Linked DNA regions of Homo sapiens: region 1 is linked to region 2. A link is an interaction called in ENCODE POLR2A ChIA-PET data of the cell type or tissue named here. Cell type or tissue: OCI-LY7. All regions are shown on one strand. Links, peaks and the distances in the headings refer to the core of each region. The heading gives the core; the rest is flanking DNA.

Evidence for each region. Peaks named below come from ENCODE experiments on the same cell type or tissue, not always from the same donor. Only the 100,000 strongest peaks of a DNase experiment are listed, where the experiment ranks them.
Region 1: POLR2A ChIA-PET joins it to region 2 with 6 read pairs; 2 of 35 experiments call an interaction of 5 or more read pairs at or near these places.

What each region holds. Positions count from the first base shown.
Region 1 is chr11:82,815,106-82,831,256 of GRCh38, reverse strand. It overlaps PRCP (prolylcarboxypeptidase), which reads left to right. Exons shown (of 9, transcript NM_005040.4): 9 at 6,135-8,321. The coding sequence ends at 6,351. It overlaps LINC02734 (long intergenic non-protein coding RNA 2734), which reads right to left. Exons shown (of 3, transcript NR_183631.1): 3 at 13,516-14,493. Among named protein-coding and RNA genes, the nearest start is that of LINC02734, 42 kb to the right of the region's middle. In OCI-LY7, for the core only: a CTCF peak has its summit at 12,616 (motif pointing right); a DNase peak (open chromatin) is centred at 6,836.
Region 2 is chr11:82,960,778-82,976,928 of GRCh38, reverse strand. RAB30 (RAB30, member RAS oncogene family) reads left to right here. Exons shown (of 5, transcript NM_001286060.2): 5 at 1-3,796. Among named protein-coding and RNA genes, the nearest start is that of DDIAS, 67 kb to the right of the region's middle. RefSeq lists enhancers at 5,020-5,109, 5,170-5,249, 16,051-16,151. In OCI-LY7, for the core only: no CTCF peak of the experiment used is centred there; DNase peaks (open chromatin) are centred at 2,838, 6,478 and 6,938; H3K4me3 peaks cover 2,876 bases; H3K27ac peaks cover 7,264 bases.

The sequences.
Region 1 (16,151 bases), core at 5,540-13,539, 150 kb after region 2:
CTTGTAGGCATTATTTTACCAATAGTCATTTTCAGTTATTTTAGTATAAATCCAAAAGGGAGTCCCTGAGGAGCTGGTTAGTTTAACATAATTTCTCAGGCAAATTAATTGTTGCCAGTGACTAAGTGAAGCTCCCTGTTGGGGGAATTTTACCCAGGCATCTAGATCCTCTCATGAAAGCCAGGATTTTTTTTTTTTTTTTTTTTTTTTTTTGTAGATTTTCCAATGACTGGTTTAGCTTTCACATGTCTAGGACCAAGAAATTCAAGTCCATGTGCATCTTAGGTCTCTCAGCAACTCCAAACACTGTTGCTAAGCCACTAGGCTATTTCAGATGACCTTTTAAATCAAATGCAGTTTGCTTATTATGTGGCTGTTGGGATAGCTTCTTTGTTTTGCAAATAATGGAGAGTTTCCTATCTGGGTTGGGCTTGTCAATTTGGAATAATGATAAAGGCGATTTGTTAATTTAAGAGAATCCAACTCCTTATGTAGTTTACTTTAAAAGTTTACCTGGTAGTTGAAAACTAAGGCTTCTATTTTACATGAGTGTTCCTTTTTGTTTTTAACAAAACCAAAAAAGTACACTTCTGGAGTGTAGTTTTTTTTTTTTTTTTTTTTTTTTTTTTGAGATGGAGTCTTGCTCTGTCACCCAGGCTGGATTGCAGTGGCATGATCTGGGCTCACTGCAACCTCTGCCTCCCGGGTTCAAGCCATTCTCCTGCCTTAGCCTCCCAAGTAGCTGGGACTACATGCATGCCCCACCACGCCCGGCTAATTGTTGTATTTTTAGTAGAGGCAGGGTTTCACCATATTGGGCAGGCTGGTCTCGAACTCCTTACCTCAAGTGACCCATCCACCTCGGCCTCCCAAAGTGCTGGGATTATAGGTGTGAGCCACCGTGCCTGGCCAGCGCAGGCAATTTTAGATTGTATTACAAACACACATATACTTAATGTACCTAAATGTTTTTTTCTCATATAATTTGTACATTTACATTTTCATGATTCATTTACCTCTTGGTGGTGGTAATACTTATTATGCTTACAGAGTATGGTAATAACTATAATGACATCGCACATTTGTATAGTATTTATAGTTTATTTATTTTCACATATATTATTTGACTTGGGTCTCACAGTAGTTCTCTGAGAGAAGGGTACTATCTTTCTTAAAAAACATTTTTTTCTATAATCCAGTGAGAATTGAGGTTCACAGGGGTCAGTAACTTACCCAAAGTCATTCAGCTAGTAAAAATGTACAACGTAGATCTACTGAATTAATTCATTGTTCTTTCCACTATTAACACACAGCTGAAGGTTAATCTCTTTATATTTCTATTAATCATTTATATCAACTTTTCTTTCCCACGTAAAAAGTACCAAAGTGATTTACAACATGTTTATGAACTTGCATACGTGTATTTATAGATGTCTATGATGGGCATCCAGTATGAGGCCACAGACAACTAGACACTTTTTAAGTTCATTCAGTAAATTTTTTGGGCCTCCTTTTCTAAGCCAGGTCTGCTTCTAGGAACTTGGAGATGTAGAAATAAACAATATGGACAAAAATCTCGGCTCTCATGGAGTTCTAATTTGAGAGATAGGAAATGAAACAAGATAGAACTTATAAATATGTTAGAAGGATGTGAGTGACAAGGAGAAAAAAGTAAACCGGGGAAGGGGACTATAAAATGTCATAGGGAGGGAAAACAGTTGAAATTTTTTATTAGAGTGACCAGGGAAGACTTCATCAAGGGGTGACTTTTAAAAAATGATATAGAGGAAGTAAAGGAGCTAGCCATGAGGTTGGTGGGGTAAGAGGATTAACCAAAGGCAAAGGCCTTGAAAGAGCCCCAGCATGTTCTTCTTCACGTGGAGTAAGGTCAGTGTGGCTGGAGTGGAGTTAGTAAGTGAGAGAGTAATAGAAGGTGAAATCAGGGAGGGAGCAGAGGGCCTGAATCATGTAGAAACTTGTTGGTTCTAGTAAGGACTTAGGTTTTTACTGTGAATGAGATGGGAAAACTTGGAGCATTTTGAGAAAAGGAATGACATTATCTGGTTCAGGTTTTAACAGGATCAAGTTGCCTGCTCTATTGATATTAAATTGTAGGGAGACAAGAGTAGAGGCAGGAAGATCAGTTAAAAGGCTATTATAGTAACTCAGGCTAGAGATAATGGTGACTTGGATCAGGGTTGTGCAGTGGAGGTAATACAAAATGGTCAGATTATGGATATATTTGAAGATATAGATGACAGGATTTGTTGACAGATTGTGTGTTAAACAATGAGAAAATTAAAGAGTGAGACCAAAAAGATTAAAGAGTGACATCAAACTTTTTGGCCTGAACAATGGAAAGGATAGACTTCCCACTGACAGAGATTGGAGAAGATGGCAGGAGGAGCTGGTTGGCATTTGGGGAGCATCAGGAACTGCCAAGTGTCTAATTTGACTTCCATGTAAAAATGTCAAGTACACCATTGAACTTTGGTTCTGAAGTTTAGGGGAACAATCCTGGCTAGATACATTATTTGGTAGTCATCTGTATATAGGTTGTACTTATAGCTGAGAAATTTTTTGATGATTTTGCAAATTATGGGAATTATTTTCATGTATTTGATAATGTGGGCTTGAAGACTTTTTATTTCAGGCTTTGTAACCAATACCAGCAAAATGGAGTTTGCATTAAACAAATATCAGGACACACATAAAATGTTCTAGAAGTGATTTCAAGTGGTGGGTATAGATATGCCGAGAGGTACCATTCAAGGGGAAAGTGATCTAATACATGCCATGGGTGGAATACTCAGATCCAGGTATTTCAGTGACAGTTTTTTTCCTAAGGAATCTGTTTCAATGAGATTAGGTAGATGAGAGGCAGACCTGGGACTGGAACCAAAGTGTGTCTGATCCCAAAGCTTATGCTTTTCTTACTTTGCAGCACACAAGAGAGTGTAAGCTGTCGACTTCCAACAGCAGTCATGGTTCCGCTGAAATGCAACATAGTGTAAAATTAAGCATTGGACTAGGGTTTTTAGAACTGTGTTTGAATCTCAGATTTGCCAAATCAAATGATTTTGGCAAGCCTTTTAACCTCTTTGGGCATTAGTTTTCTCTTTTATAAAAGAATTGTAATTAAACCTACTTCATAGGGTTGTTACAATGAACAAATGTGAAAGGCTTTGTAAACACGAATGCAATCTATGCATAATATGTTATACTAGGGAAAAATTTGATTTAAATAGCATCAAGAATAAAATGCTTTGGAATAAATTTAACAAAAGAAGTGCAAGATATATACATTGGAAACAAAGACATTAAAAATTGCTTCCTTTAAATGGAAAGACATCTCATATTTATGTATTAGAAGAATTAATACTATTAAGATGACTATACTCCTCAAGTTGATCCACAGATTCAACGTGATCTCTGTCAAATTTCCAGCTGGACTTTTTTTTAAAAAAATAGAAATTGACAAACTGATCCTGAAATTCATATAGGAATATATGGGACCCAGAATAGCCAAAACAATCTTGAAAAGGAAGAACGAACTTGAAGAACTCACACTTCCTGATTTCAAACTTATTACAAAGCTACAGTCAATACAGTGTGATACTGGCATAAGGATAGACATATAGACAAGTGGAAGAGAATCGAGTGTCCAGAAGTCAAACCTTATATGTATGGCATATTGATTTTTAACAAAAGTGGCAAGACAATTCATTGAGAAAAGAATAGTTTTTTCAACAAATGATGCTGGGAAAACTGGAGATCCGCATGCAGAAGAATGAGGTTGGCTCCCTATTTCATACTATAACAAAAAAATCAACTCAGAATAGGTCAAAGGCTTAAATATAAGAGCTAAAATGATAAATCTCATAGAGGAAAACATAGGAACAAATCTTCATGACCGTGGGTTAGACACCAGTTTCTTGGATACCATACCATAAACATAAACAATGAGAAAAAATAGATAAATCGACTTCATGAAAATGAAAAACTTGTGCTGCAAATGATACTATCAAGAAAGTTAGAAGATAGTCTACAGGATGGGAGAAAATATTTGCAAGTCATATATTTGATAAGGGACTTGTATCTAGAATAGATAAGGCTTTGTAAACAATACCAGCAAAACGGAGTTTGCATTAAACAAATATTAGGACACCCATAAAAATGTTCTATAAGTAATTTCCAGTGGTATGTGGGTAAAGATATGCCAAGAGTGCCATGCAAGGGGAAAATGATCTAATGCTTGCAATGGGCTGAGTACTTAGATCCAGGTATTTCAGTGCCAGTTTTTTGCCTAAGGAATCTGTTTCCATGAGATTAGGCAGATGAGAGGCAGACCTGAAATTGGAACCAAAGTGTGTCTGATCCCAAAGCTCATGCTTTTGTTACTCTACAACACACAAGTTAAGAGAGTGTGAGCTCTCACTCAAAAATAGAAAGATATATAACCCTAGTTAAAAAATGAACAAAGATATGACTAGGCATTTTCCCAAAGAAGATATAAAAATGGCCAATCAGCACATAAGATGTTTAAATACCATCAGTCTCTTGGGAAATGCAAATTAAAACCACAGTGAAATACCATTTAATACTTACTAGCTTAGGATGTCTAAAATAGACAGATAATAATAAGTGTTGAAGATGTAGAGAAAGTGGAACCCTCAAATGTTGCTACTGGGAATATAAAATGGTGTAGTCCCTTTGGAAAGTAGTCTGGTAGCTAATTAATAGGTTGTTACTATATATCCTAGAAATTCCTAAGTATATGCCTAAGAGAAGTGAAATCATGCATCCACACAAAAACTTGTATGTGAATGTTCAAAGGAGCAGTACTCATTAGCCAAAAAGTGGAAACAATACAAACGTGCATCAAATGATGAAGAGATAAATAAAACATGATGTATCCATAAATGAAATATTATTTGGCAATAAAAAGGAACATGTACTGATTCATGCCACAACATGGGTGAAACTTGAAAACATTACGCTGAGTGAAAGAGACCAGTTACAAAAGACCGCCTACTATTTAATTCCATTTGTATGAAATGTCCAGAATAGGCAAATCTATAGATTCAGAAAATAGATTCATGGTTTCCTGAGGCTGAGAGCAAGGCAGGAAGATGGGGAGTGACTGCTAATGAGTATGGGTTTCTATTTGGGGTGACGAAAGTGTTCTAAAATGGATTGTGGTGCTGGTTGCACAACTCTGAGTATACTAAAAACCATCGAATTATGTGTTTTAGATGGACAAATTCTGTGGTAGATGAATTATATCTCAACAAAACTGTTCAGAAATATTATTAGGGATGCTGTCTGTGGTTGTATTGGATTTTTTACTCAGTGAAAGTAGATACTCAGTTTCAGTGACTGATTCTCTTTACATTATTCTGAATTGTGTTGTGTGAACCAGCTGAGACTAAAAACCTAGTAGCATTTCCTTAACTTTAAAGCTAATGTAAAATGAAGATTTTCGTGTAATGCCCAAATTTTCGGATTCCAGATCCTGGTGACATTTTTTAGATCTACCATCCTGTTTCCCAAAGTACTGTACTATATTAGATAAAAAATGCAGCCTTCTCCTTTCCTCCCTCCCTCCCTCCCTTTCTTCTTTCCTCCCTTTCCCCCTTCTTCCCTCCCTCGAGAAGACGGAGTTTCACCATGTTGCCCAGGCTTGTTTTGAACTCCTGGGCTTAAGCGATTCACCATCTTGGCCTCCCAAAGAGCAAAGATTACAGGCATGAGCCACTGCGCCTGGCATGTTATCTCCATTTTACAGATGAGGAAACTGAGTCAGGTAACTTGCATTATATAACTTTTGAATAATGAAATCAGGATTGAAATTCAGGTTTCTAAATTTCATATCCCAGTACAGTCTAGGTTGATTTGTGGGAACGCCTCCTTCAATTATCTCTGGTTCTTTTTTTGCACCTGGTTGCATGAATATTGCAAAACTCCAGTATGAAGTATCTATCCATATGATAAATTAGATCCTCAGATCAAATCCCCCAGGTTACAAGTTTATAATTTTAGGTGTTAAACATGTAATAGGTTTCTTCTAGCTTATCTGAGTGTTAACATGAAAAACTAACAACTTTATTTTTTCTTCTTTTTTTCACTTGCAGCAATGGTGAACTAGACCCCTGGTCAGGAGGTGGAGTAACTAAGGATATCACAGACACTCTGGTTGCAGTCACCATCTCAGAGGGGGCCCACCACTTAGATCTCCGCACCAAGAATGCCTTGGATCCTATGTCTGTGCTGTTAGCCCGCTCCTTGGAAGTTAGACATATGAAGAATTGGATCAGAGATTTCTATGACAGTGCGGGAAAGCAGCACTGAGAAACTTTTGATTGTTTTCAATTTCTTCTTTTATGTTCACACCACCACATTCCCATTCACTTTGATTTTCTACATGTAATTACCTTCTTTTGTTTATCATTAGATTTGATGGGGCCAAAGTTGAGATAGAATAGAGGGTGATGACGGTAAGAGCAAGTGTCCCATGAATGTGATTTCCTGGGTTCTCACTGTCTTTGCACCACGTCTAGGAAGAATCTTCTTGATAGCTCTCCCACACCATCAGTGGCCCTCATAACTGGAGTAGAGTTCCTGGTTGCTTTTCATAAGAGGGAGAGTTACTTTCTTTGTATCTCTGCAAGCAGAGATTTCTCTTTGGTTTTGAGGTTGAAGTGTCTTTGGCCCATTTGTAAGTCCCCATCCCTACCCTACACAAAGTAAAAGCAGAAGATAGATAAAAAATGATGTAATTGCAGCTGGTAGGATGTCTGGTGCCAATCCAGGAAGTGAGAGCCATTTCTTTTGTACCGGATTTAATGACTTTGAACTGTGCTGTAAATAAATAATACAGCTGGACCTTATACCTGTGTGTTGCTTCTGAAGCTCACTTCAACTCCGGCTGATGGAAATGCTGTGTGCACTGGGCTTAGCTGTTTTTGGAAAGTCCTTTAATTTTTTCTCTTCCACTTGGCAGCTTTTCTTAGTTCTGGGATGTTGGCCACTGTGGTACTGCCAGTAAGAAATCTGGCCTTTTTCTGCTCCATTTCTCTTTGTTTCTAAGGTCAGTTTTAATTTGTTTGAATTCTGCCAGTTTAGGAAAATGACTCTGTTTTGTCTTTTTAAATCTGAGCAAGCTTTATGCTGTAGTCACTAATTATATTTCAGTAAGAAGCCTTTAAAAATTGATGAATCAGCTATTCCAAAAGTAGAATATAGTAATATTCAGCTTTTAAATTTTTAAAATTTTATTTTCTGATAGTTGTTACTGCTGTCATTAAAACCAGAAGTGTTAGACACTAACAGGCAGGTGCACAAGAACTTTTCTGTATGACTTCCAAAAGACAAGCTGACTAATTCATGCAGGCAGCATATTTGACATTAATAAATGGCCAAGCCATTCCTATTTCCAAGGGGTTGGCTTCTTTCAAGCAGTTCTTACACTGAGACCTTTCTTCAGAGAGCTTTTCTAGGATAACAAATAGGGTTGGATCAAAACCTTTCAGGGACACAGAGAGACAGAGAGAGAGAGACTAACAGTTTCTACTCTGTTGAAAGATTTCTTCCTCCTTGTTTCTTTTCATTTTCTCTCAATAATTTTTTTTTCTTCACCCTGCCTTGGGAACATTTTCTGCTTTTAAAAAACTGTACCTTGAGCTTGATCATTTTTATGGCATTTTTTTTTTTTAAGGGCATATATAGAGTTCATTCTTGGGATGGAAAGCTGAAATATTTCCTTTACTTTCCCTGGCATCTGGGAGATACAGGAAAATCTTTGTCTTATTTTGGGAGCCTTCAGTTCTCATTGTAATGAGTTGTCTATCAAAGCATTTGGTAACTATTTTGTTTCAGCATCACAGAACAATCGATTTGGGTGGGAATTTAAGGGCCAAAACAATACTAGTTTTTATTCTTTGTCAACTAAGAAATTAAATAATGCAGGGTTTATGGGCTCAATAGAGGATATTCTTACAATTTATTTTACGATTTTAGGGTTTTTCCCTTGTGTAGAATCTTTAAAATACTTTGCCATTTTATTTGATGTTGATTATTTGGATGAGTTACATTATTCTGAAGAAACAAACTGCAAAAAATAGAATTTTTTGGCAAGCATAATTGTATCCTATTACTGTATGCATTTTAGGAATATAGATAGCAGCCTTAATTGAAGTGAGTATAATTATAATATGCTAAGGTTTAATTTTAACATGAAAAAGAATTGGAGTGTCAGATAAGCCTTATTATTTAAAGCATCCCTCTAATAAAACTGCACTTTTTACTGACAGGGAAAGAGAGACATGGAGACTTGAGTGCTTTCTATTTTTATTTTTTTCAGCTCCCAAGAGCTTAGAAAGAATTGGGTGCTTTTTATTTTCTGTTTTTGTTACTTTAACTGCCTGGAGTCAATGGGTAGAACTAAAGTAACTTAGGAGAACCTTCATAAGGAATCTGTAGCGCCAAGAGGTTATCCAGAGGAGCCAGTGTCTAAGCCAGCATAGTAGAGGGTGAAGGCCCCTGAGATATCCAGTTCAACTGCATCATTTTGTAAGGGATAGAATTGTAGCTTAGAGAGAAGGAACTTATCTACGGCCTCACAGCTCCTTTTTGGCAAAACTGGGGCAGAACTGGGGCTCCTTTTTGGCAAATTTTGTTTGCTTCATTTTACTGGTACAGTTTTATTTTTGTTTGGATTCAAGCAACAAAAGCCCACAAAACCAGCTTAAGGAAAAGAAATGTTTTGAAACTGCCAGATCAGCTCCAGGACTTGGGTTACCAGGAATCATGGGGAACTAGAACTAGGGTCTGGAAAGTCATTAAAAATCAGTACTGCTGTGTTCTGTTTCACTTTCAACAGAGGTGACCCATTGTCAGACTGTGGTTTGGATTTGTTCGTCAGATGTCTACAGTTCGATAGGCAGTCTAAAGCGTGCATCAGAATTACCCAAAAGGGCTTGTAAAAATGCTGATTGCTGAGCCCCATCCCAGAGTTTCTAACATGTCTTGGGGTGGATCTTGGGAAGGTGCATTTCTAACAAGTTCCCAGGTGATGCTGGAGCATCACACTTTTGAGAGCCCCTAGTTGAAAGAATCTGGAATTTGAATTTGAATTCAGTTATCTTACTTCTGTCATCCTGCCTGACTCATTTGAGTGTGGGAGCCCTGCCTAATGCTTCTCTTCCCATGACTGCTTTATTCTCCCTCTACAGACCAGCTTACTTTTCTCTACTCGCACAATGCCCATAATGACTTCTTAGAATGGTGTCCTCGACCCTCTGAGGGAGCAATACCTCACAAATGCACAACTCTCAGGTGGTTAGGAAAGAACAGGGCCATGAAAACATGGTTACAAAGGTGTACTTCTTAGGATTGGGGAAGCAGTTCAGGCAACTCAATCACACGACATCTATCACACAGTGTTTCTTGGAGCACAGGTATCCAACAAAATGCCAATAACTTGTGTAGTAGAAAGACTTATACCTATAGTTGAGCAAGTGTGGAAAATAATGGGACAAATGAAGTTAAATAGTTGCTTCGTTTATCTGTAAATAGTATGTGACTCTCCAAAATGGTGATTGAGAATACAACTTTTTTTTTGGAGACGGAGTCTCGCTCTGTTGCCCAGGCTGGAGTGCAGTGGCGCGATCTCGGCTCACTGCAAGCTCCGCCTCCCAGGTTCACGCCATTCTCCTGCCTCAGCCCCCGGAGTAGCTGGGACTACAGGTGCCCACCACCACACCCGGCTAATTTTTTTTTTTTTTTTTTTTTTTTTTTTTTTTTTAGTAGAGACGGGGTTTCACCGTGTTAGCAAGGATGATCTCGATTTCCTGACCTCGTGATCTGCCCGCCTCGGCCTCCCAAAGTGTTGGAATTACAGGCGTGAGCCACCGCGCCTGGCCAGCTTTTTCTATTCTTAACAGAGCATCTCCTAGGCATAAGGCATTGGTCTAAAACCTAAAAAATGCAATGGCGAAAAAGCAAACACAGCACCTAATTTAATAAGGTTTGTGTTCTGCTGGGAGAAAGACACGAAATGTCAAGTTATACAATGAATTGGTACAATTATAAATGTTACGAAGAGTTGAGCTTATTAGGACATTAATTGCAATCTAATAGGAAAATAGAGATTAATTGCTAAATGTTCTAATCTAATGGCCCCAACTCTTCATAACACTAAATGTTAAATGTTTAGCATTTAGACAATGTAAGGTAGTCTGGGGGAATAGCAGTGCCTTTTTGAGATGTTACATTTTAGCTGTGATCTAAACGATGAATGGGAACTATACTAGGAAGAGGAGTGGAGTAAATGACACATGCAAAAGCCCTGAGTGTAGCATATTCAAGGAACTGAAAGAAGGCCCCTGCAATGGGAAGGCAAACAACCACAGAGAATGTGACATAAGGTGAATATGGAGACATGGGCAGGGGGAATGCTCATTCAAGTAGAATTATGCGGATGAAAAACCTTTGATGGGCTTTAATCGGGGGAGTGACACGAACAGATTTTCATTTAAAAGGACTACTCTGGCTATAGAGTAGAGTAGGCATTGTAGGGGACAAGCAAGTAAGGTAGGAGACCCCAGTCACAGTTGTCAAGTTAAGAGAAGAAGGTAGGTTTGACTAGAGTGGTAGAGATGGAGATGAGGAGAAGTGGGAAAATTGGAGAAAGATTTAGTAAGGAAAGTCAATGGAATTTGACTCAGTGTGTGCTGGAGAGTCATGGTGAGTAGATGGCAATCAGAGCATGAGCTCAAGGAGCTAGTGTTTGAGAAACATACTTCAGGAGCTATAGTGTACTGTCTTTAACCTGATACTTTTTAAAGAAATACCCAAACATCCTAATTCCTCTGCATAGGACTCCACTGATCCAAGACACCACTTGAGCCCCACTACAGCCTTTCCTTAAATTACCTCTCTGGACTCATTTCCCATTTTTACTGCCACCCTTCACTTTCCTAATAACCCTGCACTTCAGGTATACCAAACTTCTCATAATTCTGAAATACTGCTCTTCTGTCTAAAATTCCTTTCTCAGCACCAACCTCCAATATTTTTTTTACTGGTAAACTGCTGTGCATCATTTAAAGCCTGGAACAATTTGACTACCTTCCCTCTGAAGTCTCTCCCAGCTTTCCTAAAGGAAGTAATTCCTTGTCTGTGCTCTCACAGAACCAGGCTTACACTTAGTGTGTCTGCTAGAATGTAAACTCCACCAAGGTGGGGATTGTCTGTCTTCTTTTCTAGCACTGTAAACAGTACCTGACCACCTCTAAGTTGGTATACATATCCTAAGTTATAATATTTTGCTTAGTGTTCTCATCCTGTTTTTAGGAAAACCAAGCTCTCTGAAGACAAGGACTATATCTTATTCCTTCTAATGATCAGCAATCTAGCACAGGTCCTGGCAGGCAGGACACAGTAGGCCCTCCATACATTTATATTTAATGAATACATTTTAGGGCAGAAAGATCAGGATTTCTATTGATCTCTTTCTATAGCCATGTACCTTTCGGAGCTCTGATGTGCCCATGTAACCTTGTGCCCTTGGCTTCCCTGGATTTTGGAAAGGGGATCTCCAGTACTCAGTACCTCTGAAACTTGGACTTTCTGATTTACCCTCACTTGAACTGCATGTGCCGGGCTCCCTCTTCCACTCTATCAGGCTGGAACTCTCTGTCAAGGTAGTTGAATGTAATTTTGCCTTGATGTTAGGTGGGAACAGAACATTGAACACAGCCATTCAAGGAGTCAAAGAATGGGTTGGGGCTGGGTGTGGTAGCGTACACCTATAACCCCAGCACTTTGGAAGGCCAAGGCAGGAGGATCACTTGAGCCCAGGAGTTCCAAACCAGCCTGGGCCATATCATGTATTGCCTTGCAAAAAATTTCTTTAAAAAAATTAGTTGAGCATGGTGGTGCATGCCTGTAGTCCCAGCTACCCAAGAGGCTGAAGTGGGAGGATCACTTGAACCTGGGAGGTCAAGGCTGCTGTGGCCCATGATCATGCCACTGCACTCCAGCCCGGGCAACAGAGAGAGACCCTGTCTTAAAAAAAAAAAAAAAAGAAAAAAAAAGGGATGTGGTGGGGTGTGGGGTTGGTGCCAATAAACTTTGCTATCTTTAGTAATGGGAATGGAAAGATAGAATCTTCCAACAGCAGACCTGGAAAGCAATCTTGGGATCATTTATCTCTTTGTGTTTGTTTAATGTGGCTAACATCTTTAACAAGAAACTCAAATGTGAAAGTTACTTGCCTAAGGTTGAGGTATTGCTTCTCACAAGAGGTCATTAGCTGTGGGGTTCTGCCTGCAGACCCTGGCCTAAAGGACAGATGAATAAAACGTACACTGACACACAGATATTCTGTTTTGCCAGTCCTGCTGAGTGCCCGACTGCCTGCACACCAAGAGAGGTTTGTTACTGTGGCCGGCCCTGAGCAGCTCGCACTTCAGGCATTTATTTAGTATACAATTAACAACAGAAGCTTTGAGTCCACACACTTGTGGATAATTAACGTGGTTAACAGAGTAGTTCCACGAATGATTAAAGCTCAGGTACTGCGGTTTAAAATAAATACCATTAGGGGGCAATATTCCTGGTAGACCTCCACACCGCCTTGGAGAGGGCCATCTGGTTCAAAGGTTAGTTAATGGAGGTAAGGTAAACAGACTTAAATGGGGAAGCCTCTATTGTCCCTACTATTTACCCTATGACCTAATGCTGTAAGGTAAGAACTGGCTGCCTTCAGCCTGTTCAACTATTAGAAGCTATGTAACCTTTCGGCCTTCCAAAAAGGTTCGTGACTATTCCCTATAACTTTCCCTAATATTTCCCTTTAATATTTCTGCCACCATCCTGAGTGAATCCCAACACAAAGTCATACAGCTCAACATGTTTATTAGTTATTCATGTATTTTTGTCACACTTTGTTCTGAAAGGATTTCAGATGATCTAAAGATACACACTGAGGCTGAGCGTGGTGGCTCATGCCTGTAATCCCAGCACTTTGGGAGGCTGAGGCTGGAGGATCACGAGGTCAGGAGATCGAGACCATTCTGGCTAACATGGTGAAGCCTCATCTCTACTAAAAATACAAAAAATTAACCAGGCATGGTGGCACGCGCCTGTAGTCCCAGCTACTCAGGAGGCTGAGGCAGGAGAATTGCTTGAACCTCGGAGGCAGAGGTTGCAGTGAGCCGAGATCACGCCACTGCACTCCAGCCTCGGTGACAGAGCAAGACTCCATCTCAAAACACACACACACACACACACACACACACACACACACACAAAACAGATATACACTGAACACAGCACAAGTGGGACATAAGAGATTTAAAAGGGTTAGAGATGTAAAATGGATCTAGGAATGGAAACCATAAGGCGGGATTTATCAACTGGATTCTGCAGAATGCTGTTAAGGCCAGATGTTAGCAGGTGTTACATAAAAAAGGGATACCATGAGCAAAAGTATTTGAACATGGGCAATGGTTGAAACAAGTTTAAACAGATTATCTTTATTACCAAATCTCTCAAACCTTTAATATGCTATAAACATTGTGAAACAATAAAAAAACTTTCCAAAACTAAGGTTTTTTTCCCCAAAACTTATTTGATCCAGAACCCTTTTTCATGTAACATTTCACTCATTGTGAATTAACAAGAATGTGACATTTCTCAAATTTATTTGATCTGAAACTCTTTAAATGCAACATTTGAGAAACTAGTGCTCTGCTGAGCACCTGTTGGGAAATACTGCCATAGAAGTCTACATATTTTCTGAAGATGAGGGCTAAGAAAATCTGGCTCTAAGCTTTCTAGCAGAAAACAAAAATAAAAGCAGTTAAACAGTTTACTCTGTGCAGCAGATAAAAACAGACCAATTAATCTGGAGAAGCCCACGCGGGAACTTACTGGAAGAACCTCAGAAATGGGAAAAGTATGAGTGGGAGCTCTAATCTCTCTTCACATATTTATAGATTTCATTGTATTCATACTTGTACATTCTTTCAGTATAAACGAAAGTCATAACACCAGAGTATAACAATGATTTTACAGTGAACAAAGGAACTATATTACAGGTGTACACATTTTTGCTAATCTGGTTTAATTTAGAAATAGATTATTCTATTTGGAGGAACACTCTCAGCCAAAATTTTGCTAGATAGATGTTTCTTGGCCAGTTTAAATGTCTTAGTAGATAGTTGAACAGGGGGAATGAATAATGTGTGGTAACACAAATGAAGTAGATTCAAAAATGAGCTCAGACACCAAATATACTCTCATCCTACTTGGCTTAGAGGTGAACTAGACTCCTCAGCGATGGGAGGCAGGGTCAAGACAAGCAACAAGGAGCTTCTTCCAATACAGAGAGGTTGACATCTTTACTAAATTTCCTCTATTCATTTGGTGGAGTGGTGTTAACTGTTTTTCTTTGTTTTGTAACTCCTAAAATGTAGGGATGCACAGCTAAAGAAAGAAAGTTAAAAAAAAAACTGTCAATCAATAACTCCAAGATACTAAACTCTAAATGAAGCTGTGTGCTAAGGAGATATAGAAAGTGCCATGACACGCACATGTATACATATGTAACAAACCTGCATGTTGTGCACATGTACCCTAGAACTTAAAGTATAATAAAAAATAAAAAATAGGAAGTGCCATGACACTGATAATGTACAGTAAGTGTCCTTGAATAAATTTACAGAAGTGGAAGAAGCCAGATGATTTGATAAATGGCCTCTCATCATCAAAGAACTATCAGATTATTCCTATTTCAGAAGTCTCTTTTATGGTTAACAGAAGACATTTCATATGTTACCATATGATGTCAGTTCATTTGGTCAATCTACCTCCCTTCAAAGGTAAAATATAAATCAGTAAAACACCCATCTGCTTTATCTTCAACGAGCTTACATTCAGATCTACCATCTCTTCCGTCTCCTTTTCTGATGCCACAGAACCCTCACCTGAGTTTGTTCTTTAGATCTAAAACAGTGGTTCTCAATTTGTAGCAATTTTGCCTCCTAGAGGACAGCTGGCAATGCTGGAGATGGTTTTAGTTGTCACAGCTGGGGTGGGGGCGTGCCAGCGACATCCCTGATACAGACCAAGGATGATGCTAAACATCTTACAATGCACAGGACAGCTCCCCCGTAACAAAGAATTAACTGGCCCCAAGTGGCAATAGTGTCGATGTTAACTAGGTCGAATCTAAATTTTTCCCATCATAATTTAAGACCCTTTCCTCAAGTTTTACCCTGCATACGAAATGAAAAACTGATTGTTAACTCAATAGCCTTACACTTTATCCTCTACACAGCGCAATAGCACAACGTCTAGTATAGACATTAATCTGCAAATTTAATAAACTTAATTTTGGGGACTGATTCTTGAGATACTTCCTCTTTTCTAGGCCAAATAACCCCAATTCTTTGGATTGTTTGTTTACTTATCATTCATTCACTCAAACATTTATTCAACGGCAACTTTGTGAAGGTATAGTGTTAAGGAGTTTAACTGTTTAAAGGTAAAGCTCAGTGTTCTCAAGGAGCTCAAGGCTCATGGGGAAAGACAGTCACAATGTCAGATGATTACACACATTGGGCTAAGAATCTGTGTTGCATTCAGGATGCTGTGGGAGTGTGAATGCAGATGTGATGAACTCCTCCTAAAGTTCTGAGGAAGGCTTTAAAGGAGAAGCAACATTCAAACTGCGATTTGAGGGATGAGAGTTTGCAGTATGGTTGGGGACTTGAGGGAAAGACAGTAAAAGCACTATTCATTGAGAAAAAGTTGCTAAGCACTCATTATATGCCAGTAGTTAGGCACCACACATTACTGTGAAAAATCAAAGCAAAACAAACCCCAAAACACGTAGCTTCTATCATGAGGCCTATTTAAAAAAGAAACAAATAAAATCTCCCCTTTAATGCTTGAATCATACTTTATAGACCTCAGAACTCTTCTGCTTACCTTTTCTCATTTTAGTCCCACAAACACCCTGAGTGAGAGGAGAAATACGTATTGTCTCAATTTTATAAATGAGGACCGTGAGGCAAGATAAATGAAGTGACTCCCTTCTCTCCCCAACCATGACCACAGATCTAGTAAGTGGTAGTTGCCTG
Region 2 (16,151 bases), core at 2,728-10,727:
CATGAGTTTAAAAGAACTGAGGTCAAATTGCTTTATGTGGAAAGCAATAAAAACAAGTATTTTTGACTTGCAAATTAGAGGTAACTGTAAGCAATTTTTGCTATTGAAGCCTATGGCCCAAATTATTCCACCTGCAAAATAACTTTCACCCTTGCAAGGCTGATAGACGGCTCTTCATTGGTCTTTTTTTATGGTTTTGTTTTGTTTTTTTAAGTCATTGGTCTTAAATCTGTATGGTGACAAATCTATTTGAGTTTGATTGAGACTTTCTTGGACTCCTTTGGACAAGAGGTCAGAGCACAAAGGCTAGTCACCACTTCTTTGACTTCTTGAGGTATGAGCCAAAATTTTACTTTTCCATTGATTTAAAGCAGAATTTTTGGAGATGCTGTGTTCTAGTTCCTGACGGAATCGGTGGTGGTTGCTGACTTTGACACTTTGGAGAGTGATGTGGGGAGTTATATAGAAGGGGAAACACTAGTTTAGGTGTGAGGAGTTCTAGTATGCCACAAATTAGCTGAGACTTTAGACGAAGCACAATATTTGAGCATCAATCTTCTCATCTATGAGATAGACCTGTCAGGATTATTGTGAAAATTAGATGAGATAAGTTGAAAGTACAGTGCTTGGTAAACAGTTAGCACTCAAATATTAGTTCTTTTTCACTTTAATTAAGAGCAGACTTTGAATGGTCTGATGCCAAGTGTAGATCCTTAAGAGACAAAACAAAGAAACTTTCCTGGCTTCAAAGAAAAGAACTCCATTTCTGAAAGGGTGCCTTAAAAGGAATTCATTTGTCTGATCCATCCTTTTGCCTTTGGGCATTACTACTGTCACCCTCCATTTCTTTACAAACTTCAGGCAAGGTGGTCTCTCTCTCTCTCCCAATAGGCAATTCCAGGGTTGTAAACTCATTATCAGGAAGCTTAATCTTAGAACTGAAATACCTCACAGAGCAATTTAAACCTCTTTCTTCTTGTTCCTATTCTTCATGGGAAGAAAACTGGGTTGATCCCTATCTTCTTTTTAAGGAGCCACATTTGCCATTTATTATTGCTCTTTTGCCTATTTAAAAAAAATAACAGTCAGAAAAAATAATGATTATTAAAATGATAGTCATTATTTACTTAGTGAATGTCAGGATAGGTATTTATTACTCTTAGCTTCTTATTGGTATCAGATGTAGATCACGGTCTTACTGTTGATTAACTCTTCAGTTATATATACATACTTTGATTCTTTAGTTACATAATTGATAACAAAGTGTGCTTCTGAAGAATTATTCTGGCTGTATGGCTCTTGTTTCCTCCCCTTGGTAAAAATGGAGGCATGAATCTCGGTTTTGTGATCTGCTTTTAATTTCATATATGACATTATTTGATGTACATAATTACCAACATCCAAAAGCGTTTCTTCCCCTTTCTACGTGTGCACTAAATTCTAAAACAAAAATTGGAATACAAAATGCCTAATAAAGAAAAAATTCATGTACAGAAAAGCAAAAGATAATCTACTTTGTTAAGATAATTTGTCACTAGCTGGTTGAATAATGCACAGTTTTTGTTTAAGGTTACACATTTATGCCTGGATTAAATAACAATAGTAAAACTTGACAAGTCTTTTGAAAAACAGCTGCTAAACATATTGCTTTCTGGAATGTAATCATTAGCAACAAATATTCTCTTATTCTATACAATTGCAGAATGCTAGTGGAACTTTCTTGTAGGTTATTTGACAATGAATGTTAATTGATTTATTTTTTAAAAATGTAAAATCCTCTTATCCCTTTAAGGCCGGTTTAGGCTTTCATGTCCCTGTGATAGAAAATTTCAAATGCTGGCTTCTAATTTCTACTCACTGAAGTGTCTTCCAGACATACCAGATGGTTGGAGCTCCTTTGATAGTATATAAGGGAGCTACATAAATGTATTTGAACTAACTCGTGAGCAAAATTTCTGTTTTCAGCAAAAAAAAAAAAAAAAAGAAAAAACAACAAACTCTGCTCAAAATTTCAGATAATACAGGAGTAAAAAGAGGTTTTTGATAATCTGAAGGGAAAAGTGTGCCCCATATATCTTGTACACACTTTTAATGCATGACTTTTAGTATAGAGATGAAATAAAATGCAAAATATATAATTCTGGAGATCTCAGCAGCTAGTTAAAATATTTAGAGAAGCTGCTTTATGAAGACTTAGAGAATCCTTGATCTCCCCCACATTTCCTATCACTCCATTGAAACATGGATCTTTAATATTAATACATACATAGTTTTAACTAATAAACAGGTTAATCACTGAGTTTTATGAACTCGATTCTTGATATTTGGCTATTGGTTTTAAGCATAGGATATCAGTATTATTTGTATACAGCGTTATATAAAATCTAACCAACTTCAATATAAGAATAGTACTTGATTTTAAATGTTAATATGCAAATATTAACAGTATACTACATCATATTTTATGTGTTCATATATTGATCTTTTTACTTAACAAAAAGCCTGTTAGAAATATAACCCACTGATGACCCGAGTCCAATTAGCTGAAAACCTTCTGTAGAAAGGTGATTGTATGAAAAATTCAATCAACATTAAAAAAGGGAAGTGGGGAGGGAATACAAACTTGAACAAAATATTCTTAAATGAAGTTGCATCTCTTTTTAAAATTAAGATATCATTCATGCACCATACGGTTTATCCTATTAAGGTGTAAACTTCAATGTTTTTAATCATATTCACTAAGTTGTGCAACATCACCACTCCCTAACTTCAGAACACTTTCATCACCTCCAAAAGAAACCCCATACCATTTGCAATCACTCCTCCTCCTCCTTCCCCCAGCATCCGGCAACCACTAATCTACTTTCTGTCCCTATGAATTTGCCTATCCTGGACATTTCATATAGTCAAACAACATGTGGCCTTTTGTGTCTGGCTTCTCTAAGTAAGCATAATGTTTTTAAAGCTCATCCATGTTGTAGCATAAATCAGTACATTGTTTTCATGTTTAAATAATATTCCATTGCATGTATATGCCACATTTTATTTGTCCATTTATCATTTGATGGACATTTGGGTTTTTTCCACCTTTTGATTATAATAATGCTGCTGTGAACATTTATGTAAAAGTTTTTTGTATGGGTGTATGTTTTCACATCTCTCTTAAAAACAATTAGTCTGACAAATCAAATCAAATCATTTATGTTTATTTACGTAGAACCTCTTGCAATCCTGTTTGGAGAGTGCAACTTACGATCTTAGTTTAATTGATCAATTAGGAGACCTCTGAATAAAGACTAACTCCCCAATACATCCATAAGAATTTTTCTATGAGCCTGTCATTTAGATGTGATAAGCAATCAATTTCATGAAGACTGTTTCAGTCTTGTAGAAATTGAGTTGCCATCACATAGAGGATTTCTTGTCCTCTGCATTGTTTAAAGGACAACTACAAATCATGCTGGATAAGAGTACTCATTCAATCTTTTAGGATTCAATGAAGTAGCATTTTAAATATGTAAGTTATTTTATATATTGTCTGTCTTTTAAAATTGGACTTTGCTTCTTGAAAAAAGTTTGTCAAATCACCAAACCATATGACTGTCCATTCATTGTAGCCTATGTTTTCTATTATTAAGAAATAATTCATACTGAGAGTAAAAGAAAAAGAATGTATTTTGTGTGCAAAGGATGAATGTATTAAAAACTTTTTATTTGTAACAATTTTTTAAAAAAACTAAATGGAAATTGCTTTCCCATGTACTTGTATATAAATAAACATTTCCTGTTGCCCACATTTGGAGAATCATATGCCATCAAAATATGTAAAAAGCAAACAAACTTTAAGTGTACTAATGTCTTTCAGCACGGTGCAAAATGTGCCCTGGATCTGGGGGATCTGGAGACCTGAGTTAAATGTTGATTTTCTAACTGGCTAACTTTGGACAAGTCATTTAACATTTGCACTATGGTTTTCTACTTTATAAAACAAGGGGCTAGATTAGATAATCTTTAAGGCCTCCTCCGATTATAAACACTAAACGAGACTACTCTGCTATTTCAGGATGTGAAAATTACATGCTAATTATTTCTATTGGTGAGAAAGATCCTTTATCCTATCATATATATTGGAAGGAGTATTACACTGAGAACTAGGAACCACAAATTCTAGTCCCAGTTCTGACATTGAGAAGCCATAAATTCTAGTCCCAGTCAGTGTGACTTTAGGTTAGTCATTTCATTTTAAACTTTATTTTTCCCAACTATCAAAATGTGGACACCAGATTAGATAGCTTCAAGGTCCCTTCCAGCTAAAACACATTACGTGATATTACTAGAGATTTTCTACAAAATTAGTAATGAGATTACTCATCACTAGCAGGACATTCACTCCTTCACCCATCCATTTATTCACCACTTATTGAACATGTACCATAGGGCAGGCACAAGAGTCTGCCTTTTAGATGCCCCCATCTCCACTGCAAAAGTCATAGATTTGTACCTTTTCTTGAAATTCATTTCCACTCCAATCCTTACCTCTCACCCTCTGCCTTGGGCGTGCATTTCAGAGATGAATGTCCTGGACTAAGAGTACAGTAGGTCATGAAACATGATAGAGTTAACAGGATGACAAAGGGGTCAAACCTTTGACCTTGGGCTCTCTGGCATAGTGTTCTTTAGTTAATTGAACATAGGCAAACTGTAACCCTTTCTGCCACTATTATTTGGTATTTATAAAGTATTGGGCTTTGAAAATCATCTGCTATAATTTTGTTATTGTCCTATGTCAGCTTATCTGCAGTTGGTAGGAGGCTCTTAATTTTGCTATTTTAGCACCTTCACTAAAAGAATGTGTTTGCAGAAATTTCTTTTCTAAATTCACACGTGTCATGGTTTTTACCTGTTCCATTATTAATATTAGTTTGAACCACATGGAATTGGCATTCTTATAAGTCAAAAACAGCCAGATACTTGCAATTTTATATCATTCTCATATTGTGTCCAGAATTGGTGGGTTCTTGGTCTTACTGACTTCAAGAATGAAACCACGGAGGCTTGCGGTGAGTGCTACAGTTCTTAAAGGCGCCGTGTCCGGAGTTTGTTCCTTCTGGTGGGTTTGTGGTCTAGCTGGCTCAGGAGTGAAGCTGCAGACCTTTGAGGTGAGTGTTACAGCTCATAAAAGCAGTGTGGACCAAAAAAAGCGAGCAGCAGCAAGATTTATTGCAAAGAGCCAAAGAATAAAACCTACACAGTGTGGAAGGTAACCTCAGCAGCTTGCCACTGCTGGCTCCGGCAGCCTGCTTTTATTCTCTCATCTGGCCCCACCCACATCCTGCTGATTGGTCCATTTTACAGAGAGCCGACTGGTCTGTTTTACAGAGAGCTGATTGGTCCATTTTGACAGGGTGCTGATTGGTGCGTTTACAATCCCTGAGCTGGACACAAAAGTTCTCCAGGTCCCCACTAGATTAGCTAGATGCAGAGTGCCAATTGGTATATTCACAATCCCTTATCTAGACTTAAAGGTTCTCCAAGTCCCCACCAGATCAGCTAGACACAGAGCACTGATTGGTGCATTTACAAACCTTGAGCTAGACACAGTGCTGATGGGTGCATTTACAATCCCTTAGCTAGACATAAAGGTTCTCCAAGTCCCCACCAGATTAGCTAGATACAGAGTGCTGTTTGGTGCATCCACAAACCTGAGCTAGACACACGGTGCTGATTGGTGTGTTTACTATCCCCCAGCTAGGCATAAAGGTTCTAGACTCAGGTCCCCACTAGACTCAGGAGCCCAGCTGGCTTCACCCAGTGGATCTGCCACCGGGGCGCAGGTGGAGCTGCCTTACAGTCCCGCGCCGTGAGCCTGCCCGGACTCCTCAGCCCTTGGGCGGTCGATGGGACCGGGCGCCTTGGAGCATGGGGCGGCGCTGGTAAGGGAGGCTCAGGCCGCGCAGGAGCCCACGGTGGTGAGGGGGAGACTCAGGCATGGCGGGCTGCCGCTCCCGAGCCCTACCCCGCGGGGAGGCAGCTAAGGCCCGGCGAAAAATCGAGCGCAGCGCCGGTGGGCCAGCACTGCTGGGGGACCCGGCGCACCCTCCGCAGCTGCTGGCCCGGGTGCTAAACCCCTTACTGCACGGGCCGGCAGGGCCGGCGGGCCGCTCCCAGTGCGGGGCCCGCCAAGTCCACGCCCACCCGGAACTCTAGCTGGCACGCAAGCGCCGCGTGCAGCCCCGGTTCCCGCCTGTCCCTCTCCCTCCACACCTCCCCGCAAGCCCAGGGAGCCGGCTCCGGCCTCGGCCAGCCCAGAGAAGGGCTCCCATGGTGCAGCGGCGGGCTGAAGGGCTCCTCAAGCGCGGCCAGAATGGACGGCGAGGCCGAGGAGGCACCGAGAGCGAGCGACGCTGCGCGGGCTGCCAGCATGCTGTCACCTCTCAATATGATCTTGTAAGTCATAGCAGCAAAGACTGGCAGGCAAATGCCACTTTAAGTTTTTTCATTCTGCTTTGTTTTAACCACTAAGGGAATTTGGACAAGTTAGTTTGCCTTGCACATTGGTTTTTCCACTAGTTAAATGGGACAAATTGCAAACTTGCATATAATTTTAAAATGCTCATTCATATAAAAATCATTACAGATCACTGAAAAAAAGCATAAATACAGTTTATTCCTAAAATATCAAAATGTTTAGATCATTGTGCTTCTCACATGGGCAGTGTAATACTACAGATACACAATTCTTTGGCAAACTGGAAATCAGTATTTTGAAAAACATTGAGGATCACTATTACTAATTGACTCAGTTATTCCATGTCTGCTACCTGGCAGACTATAATTGATATATGCTATCTATATACCTCAAAACGCATCTGCAACTGAGAGATGAAACCTCGAGCTATAGTTAAACCATAATCACATGGGTGTACTTTCGGCCAGGTGCTCACATCTGAATAGTTCAAGACCTGTAGTACATTTCAGGAACTGAAATATCTTATTTCCATTACTTGCAAGAAACACATGTTAATAATATAAGACATCTTATCTGTATTTTCATGCCTGGAATTTATTCGGGCCATAGAATGGTTACATTTTCACATCTAGATCAAAATAAGCTTGGAGAAACAGTGTTTCTGACTTTGATCTTAGAGATGAACCCACAAGAATTAAAAACTGTATGAGGCCTGACATTCTACAAAGTTTACTGATGCTCATATTTATATTTAATCTTCATCGTAACCCTGTGAAGTACTTTCAGCTCCTGAAGTACAATGCATACAGATTTTGAGGCAAGGCAAAGATTAAGACACTGCTTTGAACATGGAAATATTCTGAGCAAAGGGAATGAAGAGTACAAAGGCTTTAGGCCAAAGTACCTATATTATTTTGGACAAGTTACTTAACCTGTTTTCACCTCGGTTTTCTCATTTGTTAAATGAGGATCTCAATGCTTGTCTTCATTTATTTGCCAGTTACCTATTATTATGCGCCAGGTAGTGTTCTAGTGACTGGAACTATAGCAGTGAACAAAATAAAAAAAAGGTACTTTTGTGGAATTTGCATCATAGCATGGAAGGGGTAGAAAATAAAGAAATGTATAGTACATCAAGTGGTGATAATGACTATGAAGAAAATAAGGCCAGGCATGGTGGCTCACACCTGTAATCCCAGCACTTTTGGAGGCCAAGGTGGGCAGATTGCTTGGGCCCAGGAGTTCAAGACCAGCCTGGTCAATATGGCGAAATCCCTTCTCTACAAAATACAAAAAATTAGCTGGCATGCTGGTGCATGCCTGTAGTCCCAGCTACTCAGGAGGCTGAGGTGGAAGGATCACTTGAGGAGGAGGTCAAGGCTGCAGTGAGCAGTGATTGTGCCATGGCACTCCAGCCTGAGTGAGGGTGAGAAAGAAAAAACAAACCAGGGAAAGGTCATGATGGTGGAGTGTTGCTAATTTATGTATGGTGGTCAAGGGAAGGCTTCATTGATAATGTGTCATTTGAAAATAGACCTGAAAGAAGTGAGGAAGGGAACAGTATACAAATCTTGATGAAACATGTTCTAGGCAGAGGGAACAGAATGTGCACAGACATTAAGGCAAAAGAATTCCTGGTTCTCTAGGAGCATCAGGGATTCTGGTATGGGTGAAACAAAATCAATGAATGGGGCAAGGATAGATGAGATTTGAGGGGGATACTGGCATAGATCACAGCACCTTGGAGGCCATTGCAAGGACTTTGGTTTTCACCTAGAGTAAAATGGCAGCCCTTGGAGGGTTTTGAGTAGAGGAGCAATTTGGATTTATATTTTAACATGGTCACTCTGCTGCCCTGTAGAATAGATTATAAAGGGGCAAAGGCAGAAGAAATGAAACCATCTAGGGAGACTACTGGTAAACTGCAGGTGAGAAAAGGTGACTTGTACCATAGGAGTAAGTTTGGAGATTGTGGGAAGTGCTCTTGATTCTGGCTATATCTTATTTAACTTTGTATTATATTATAGAAAATGTCAACATAGATAAAAGCAAAATAGTGTAATGATACTTTATGTACACATAATTATCAATTCATGGTCAATAATTGCAACAATTATCAACTCACGGTCAATAATTGCAATAATTATCAACTCATGGTCAATTTTATTTTATCTATATTCCCCCCATTTTCTCCATTCTGTATTATTTTGAAGCAAGGCCCATACATCATACAATTTTTTTCTTAATTTTTAAATTTCAATTTAATTTAATAACTTTTTTTTAGAGATGGGGGTCTTGCTTTATTGCCCAGGCTGGTCTTGAACTCCTGGCCTCAAGCAGTCCTCCCACCTTGGCCTCCAAAAGTGCTGGGATTACAAATATGAGCGCCTGCACCTGGCTCATCATACAACTTCATCCAGAAATATTCCAGTATGTATCATTAAAGGACAAGAGTTTTAAAAACAACCATAATATCGTTATTGTATCTGAAAAGTTTTAAATATATCTTTGATATCCTCAAGCATGGATTCTGTATTTTTTTAAAAAATATAGAACCTATAGGTCTATTTATTTATTTTTTTTAGAGACAGGATGTCTTTCTGTTGCCCAGGCTGGAGTGCAGTGGCACAATCACAGCTCACTGCAGCCCTGAACTCTTATGCTCAAGCAATTCTGCTACCTCAGTCTCCCAAAGTGCTGGAATTACAGACCTGAGCCACCGTGCCAGGTCTGGGTTTATTTTTTTTTTGTAAGATAATGCTAATAATTTGGACACTGACAGCTGTTTTACTAATCGATGGGCCATTATGAGCAGAATTATTTGGCTTTAGAAAATTGTGCAACGCAAACACAAAAACAAACACCCAACCATGTGGTGGTTGGGCACAGTGGCACATGCCTGTAATCTCAGCATTTTGGGAGGACAAGGCAGGCAGATCGCTTGAGCCCAGGAGTTCAAAACCAGTCTGCATAACATGGTGGAACTCCATTTCTAAAAAAAAAAAAAAAAAAAAAAAAAAAAAAAGCCTGGCATGGTGGTGTGTGCCTGTTGCCCCAGCTACTCAAGAGGCTGTGGTGGGAGGATCACTTGAGCCCAGGAAGTCGAGGCTGCAGTGAGCCTGTGATCGCACTACTGCACTCCATCCTGGGCAATAAGTGAGACTGTCTCAAAAACAACAACAACAACAAAAACACATGGTGAGGGCTGGGCATGGTGGCTTGAGCCTATAATCCCAGTACTTTGGGAGGCTGAGGCGGGAGGGTCACTTAAGACCAAGAGTTCAAGACCAGAAGACCAGACTGGGCTACATAGTGGGGCCCCATCTCTACAAAAAAACCCCCACAACTTTTTAATTAACCAGGCGTGGCAGCATGTGCCTGTAGTCCCAGCTACTTGGGAGGCTGAGGTAGGAGGATCACTTGAGCCCAGAAGTTTGTACCTGTAGTAAGCTATGATTGTGCTACTGTACCTCAGCCTGGGCAACAGAGCAAGATCCTATCTCAAGAACAAAATGTGGTAAAATACTGACATATGTGGCATGCTGGTTAGGATTATTTGGCTATATATAATTTTTGAAATCTGAGACAACAAAATAAGATTTTTGTCTGTTTGCTTGTTTTTTGTCATCATGTGAAAGTCTAGAGGTTGGTAGCCTGGGACTAGTATTGTGGTTTCATAATATTTTCCACGCAACATTTCCATTTTTATCTCTCTGGCCAGGACTTGGCCTGCAAGGGAGCATGGAAAATATATTCTTTCAATAGGGAATAATGCTACCCTGAGTAAAATAGGTGTTTTGTTACAGAGAAGGAAGCAGAGAATGACTATTTGAGTAGGCAGTTAACAATTTTTGCCTTAACATTTGTGGGAAGAACATGGTTTTATAGACAAAAAACTGAATTCTAATTCTACCATATACTGATTGTGACCTTGAACAAGTTATTTTGCCTCTGTGCCTCAGTTTTTTCTTTTTTTTTTTTTCTTGAGACGGAGTCCCGCTCTTTAGCCCAGGCCGGACTGCAGTGGCACAATCTCGGCTCACTGCAAGCTCCGCCTCCCAGGTTCACACCATTCTCCTGCCTCAGCCTCCCGAGTAGCTGGGACTACAGGCGCCCGCCACCGCGCCCGGCTAATTTTTTGTATTTTTAGTAGAGACGGCGTTTCACCGTGTTAGCCAAGATGGTCTCAATCTCCTGACCTTGTGATCCGCCTGCCTCGGCCTCCCAAAGTGCTGGAATTACAGGCGTGAGCCACCGCGCCTGGCCAACCTCAGTTTTTTCTTGTGTAAGATTGAGCTAATACCACTGACCATGCAGTGTTCAGAGGATTAAATGAAATGATACAGGGCATTCCCAGGTGTTTGCAGTGGAAGTGGGAAACCTGTAGGGTATGGTCCAGCTGTGCTGCACAGAGGCAAGCAGGACCAGGGAACAGTTCTGAAGTAAATTCTTAAACTTCGGCTACCAATTCAAATTGATATTTAAAATGAGAGAACTTCTGCCCAGCCACTGAGTGTCAATATTTGTACGTGCAAAATCATCTTTAGGGGTGGGCAAGAAGGCTGACTAGACACAGCTAAGTGGAACAGCTCCCACCGAGGGACTGAGATGACTGGCATGCTCCTAATAGATCTTCAGAGGGAAGGCACCAAGAGTGAACAGAGGGAAGACCCAGAAGCTGAGCTGAAGGAGGAGAAAGCTGGGAACCCTGCATGGTCTACTGTGCACTGGACCTTGTTCCTGGCCCACAATGGCTCCAGAGGAATGGGTGAGTTGAATTGACAAGGAGAAACCACAGGCCTCTGGAACCCTGGCAGGAGACCCCTCAACCACCATGGACACTTGAGTTGGCAAATGCAAAAGAATTGAAATCATAACAAACAATCTCTCAGACCACAGCACAATCAAATTAGAAACAAAGACTAAGAAATTTACTCAAAACCATCCAATTACATGGAAATTGAATACCTGCTCCTGAATGACTTTTGGGTAAATAACAAAATTAAGGCAGAAATCAGGAAGTTCTTTGAAGCTAATGAGAACAAAGATACAACATACCAGAATCCCTGGGACACTGGGACACGCAGTGTTAAAAGGGAAATTTATAGCACTAAATGCCCACATCAAAAACTTAGAAAGATCTTAAGTTAACAACCTAACATCACAACTAAAAGAATTAGAGAACCAAGAACAAAGCTAGCAGAAGAAAAGAAATAACCAAAATCAGAGCTGAATTGAAGGGGATTGAGACATAAAAAAACATTCAAAAGATCAATGAATCCAGTAGATTTTTTTTTGAAAAAAAAAAAATATATATACCACTAACTAGACTAATAAAGAATAAAAGAGAGAAGATTCAACTAAACACAATTGGAAATAACAAGGGGGATATTACCACTGACCCCACAGAAATACAATCATCAGAGAATATTATGAACACCTTTATGTACATAAACTAGAAAATCTAGAAGAAATGAGTAAACTCCTGAATACATACACCCTCCCAAGACTGAACCAGGAAGAAATTGAATTCCTGAACAGACCAATAATGAGCTCTGAAATTGATTCAGTAATAAATAGCCTACCAACAAAAAAACCCCAGGATCAGATGGATTCACAGCTGAAATCTACCAGATATACAAAGAAGAGCTAGTACCATTCCTGCTGAAACTACTCCAAAAATTGAGGAGAAGGGACTCCTCTTTAACTCATTCTACAAGGCCAGCATCATCCTGACACCAAAACCTGGCAGAGACACAACAACAAAAAGGAAAGCTTCAGGCCAACATCCTTGATGAACATCGATGCAAAAATCCTCAACAAAATACTGGTAAATTGAATCCAGCAGCACACCAAAAAGCTTATCCACAACGATCCAGTAGGCTTTATCCCTGGATGCAAGTTTAGTTTAACATACACAAATTAATAAATATGATTCATCATATAAACAGAAGACAAAAGCTGCATGATTATCTCAATAAACTAGGTATCCAAGGAACATTCCTCAAAATAATAAATGCCATCTATGAAAAACCCACAGCCAATATCATACTGAATGGGCAAAAACTGGAAGCATTCCCCTTGAAAACTGGCAGAAGACAAGGATGCCCTCTCTCACCACTCTTATTCAACACAGTATTGGAAGTCCTGGCCACGGCAATCAGGCAAGAGAAAGAAAGAAAGGGCATCCAAATAGGAAGAGAGGAAGTCAAACTATCCCTGTTTGCAGATGACATGATTCTAATCTAGAAAACCCCATAGTCTCCACCCAAAAGCTCATTAACTTCAACAAAGTCTCAGGATACAAAATGATGGTGCAAAAACCACTTACATTCTTACATACCAAAAACAGTCAAGCCGAGATCCAAATCAGGAATGCAATCCCATTCACAACTGCCACAAAAATAAAATAAAATAAATACCTAGGAATACAGCTAAACAGGGAGGTGAAAGATCTCTACAAGGAGAACTACAAAACACTGCTCAAAGAAATCAGAGATGGCACAAACAAATGGAAAAACATTCCATGTTCATGGATAGGAAGAATCAATATTGTTAAAATGGCCATACTACCCAAAGCAATTTATAGACTCAAGGCTATTCCTATTAAACTACCACTAACATTCTTCACGAACTAGGAAAAACTATTTCAAAATTCATATGGAATTTAAAAAAGCTCTGATGCCTGTAATCCCAGCTACTTGGGAGGCGGAGGCAGGAGAATCACTTGAACCCAGGAGGCAGAGGTTGCAGAGAGCTGAGATCATGCCATTGCACGCCAGCCTGGTGACAAAGCTGGAAAAAAAAAAAAAGGCCGGGTGCAGTGGCTCATGCCTGTAATCCCAGTACTTTAGGAGGCCAAGGTGGGTGGATCTCTTGAGGTCAGGAGTTTGAGACCAGCCTGGCCAACATTGTGAAACTCCATCTCTACTAAAAATACAAAATAGCCGGGCATGGTGGTGTGCACCTGTAATTCCAGCTACTTGGGAGGCTGAGGCAGGAGAATCACTTGAACCCAGGAGGCAGAGGTTGTAGTGAGCTAAGATCACGCCACTGCATTCCAGTCTGGGTGACAGAGTGAGACTGTCTCAAGAAAAAAAAAAAAAGAGAGAGAGAGAGCTTGAATAGCCAAGGCAATACTAAGCAAAAAGAACAAAGCTGGAAGCATCATGCTATTAATAACTGACTTCAAACTAAACTATAGGGCTACAGTAATCAAAACAGCATGGTGCTGGTACAAGAAACAGACACATAAACCAATGAAACAGAATAGAAAACCCAGAAGTAAGGCTGCTCACCTACAAATATCTGATCTTTGACAAAGCTAACAAAAACAAGCACTGGGGAAAGGATTCCCTATTGAATAAGTGGTGCTGGATAACTGGCCAGCTATATGCAGATGATTGAAACTGGACCCCTTCCTTATACCATGTACAAAAATTAACTCAAGATGGATTAAAGAATTAAATGTAAAACCAAAAACTATAAAAACCCTGGAAGACAATGTAAGCAATACCTTTCTGAACGTAGGAATGAGCAAAGATCTCATGGTGAAAACACCAAAAACAATTGCAACAAAAGCAAAATTGACAAATGGGATCTAATTAAACTAAAGAGCTTCTGCACAGCAAAGGAAACTATCAACAGTGCACAGACAACCTACTGAGTGGGAGAAAATTTTTGCAAACTATGTATCCGACAAAGGCCTAATATTCAGCATCTATGAGGAACTTAAGCAAATTCACAAGAAAAAGACAACCCCATGAAAAAGTGGGCAAAGGACATGACCAGACATATTCCAAAAGAAGACATACATGTGGCCAACGATCATATGAAAAAAGCTCATCACCACTGATCATTAGAGAAATGCAAATCAAAACCACAATGAGATACCATCTTACACCAGTCAGAATGGCAATTAAAAAGTCAAAAAATAACAGATGCTGGTGAGGGTGCAGAGAAAAGGAACACTTATACACTGTTGGGAGTGTAAATTAGTTCAATGATTGTGGAAAATAGTGTGGCAAGTCCTCAAATATCTGAAGACAGAAATACTATTCAACTCAGCAATCCCATTAGTGGGTATACACCCAAAGGAATATAAATCATTCTATTATGAAGACACAGGCATATGTTCATTGCAACACTATTCACAATACCAAAGACATGGAATCAACCTAAATGCCCATCAATGATAGACTGCATAAAGAAAATGTGGTATATGTATACCAAGGAATACTATGCAGCCATAAAAAAGAATGAGCTCAACTAGCTGGGCATGGTGGTATGTGCCTGTAGTTTCAGCTATTTGGGAGGCTGAGGTGGGAGGATGACTTGAATCCAGGAGACAGAGGTTGCAGTGAGCTGAGATTGCACCACTATACTCCATCCTGGGTGACAGAGCCAGACCCTGTCTTAAAATAAAAAAGAATGAGATTGTGTCATGTCCTTTGCAGGAACATGGATGGAGCTGGAGGCCATTATCCTTAACAAACTAATGCAGGAACAGAAAACCAAATATGGCATGTTCCCACTTATAAGTGGGAGCTAAGTGATAAGAACACATGGACACACAGAGGGGAACAACACACACTGTGGCCTATTGGGGGGTGGAAGGTGGGAGGAGGGAGAGGATCAGGAAAAATAACTAATGGGTACTATGCTTAATACCTGGGTGACAAAATAATCTGTACAAAAACCCCCCATGACACAAGTTTACCTATGTAAAGAACCTGCACAAGTACCCCTGAACTTAAAATAAAAGTTAAATAAATTAAAAAAACAAAAAATACAGGGTAAATGCCATAGTGTCTGGTACATAATAGGCATACAGTAAATGATGAGTAATATTACATGTATAAAATAAAACGTTAATTATCTAGCAGGCCATTGAGAGATGGTGTCTAGTTAATTAGGCTGAATGGCTACTCAGTTACAGGTTTAATATTAGAGTCACCATATCCACTTGCCTGTGTTATATAAGAAAGAAATACTCCAAGATAAAGGAAGAGTTGTAAGATATTGTCAATGGCATTTATCGACCCTAATTAACTTAATCACGTCCATTCAGCTTGTTCAAGTTTATATTTGTTCAAATGCTTTCAATCAATCTGTCTTCATCTGTTACCGGCCAAACTGAAAGCCCTGAGACAAGTAATCTCTTTAAGCCCTGCTGAAATATAGCTATTTTGCCAAACATACAATACCCTAAGCTTGGATCTTGAAAAAGGTGATAAATACTTCTCCAGCAACTGCTGGTTTTGGGGCCTCTGTTTAGACATCTTGCATAATATTTTTTTCATGATTCTTTTGGTTGGTTGATTTTGCAATTATTGAAGTCGTAATCAATAACAAGTATATACAGCACCTGGATCTGATTACAGGCACTGTTGTATCCATTAACCCAGCTCTGAGCCCTTGCAGTTACTTTCACCAAATGAAAGGCTGCTGGGCACCCCTGTGTTTTACAATGTCATGTTATTATTTCCCACTCAAGGCAGGCAAGGGGTGGACAAACAGCTTGTCTTGGCACAGCTGGTGCCTCTAGTTAGCAGAAAATGCTTCAGACTGTGAAGGAGCTGTACGGAAGGGCCAAGTGGTCATGCACTTTGGCTTGGCACATAAAGGGATCTTATTAGAGGAAAGGTGTGATTTTTTTTTTTTACAGGTGAATTTATGTTTC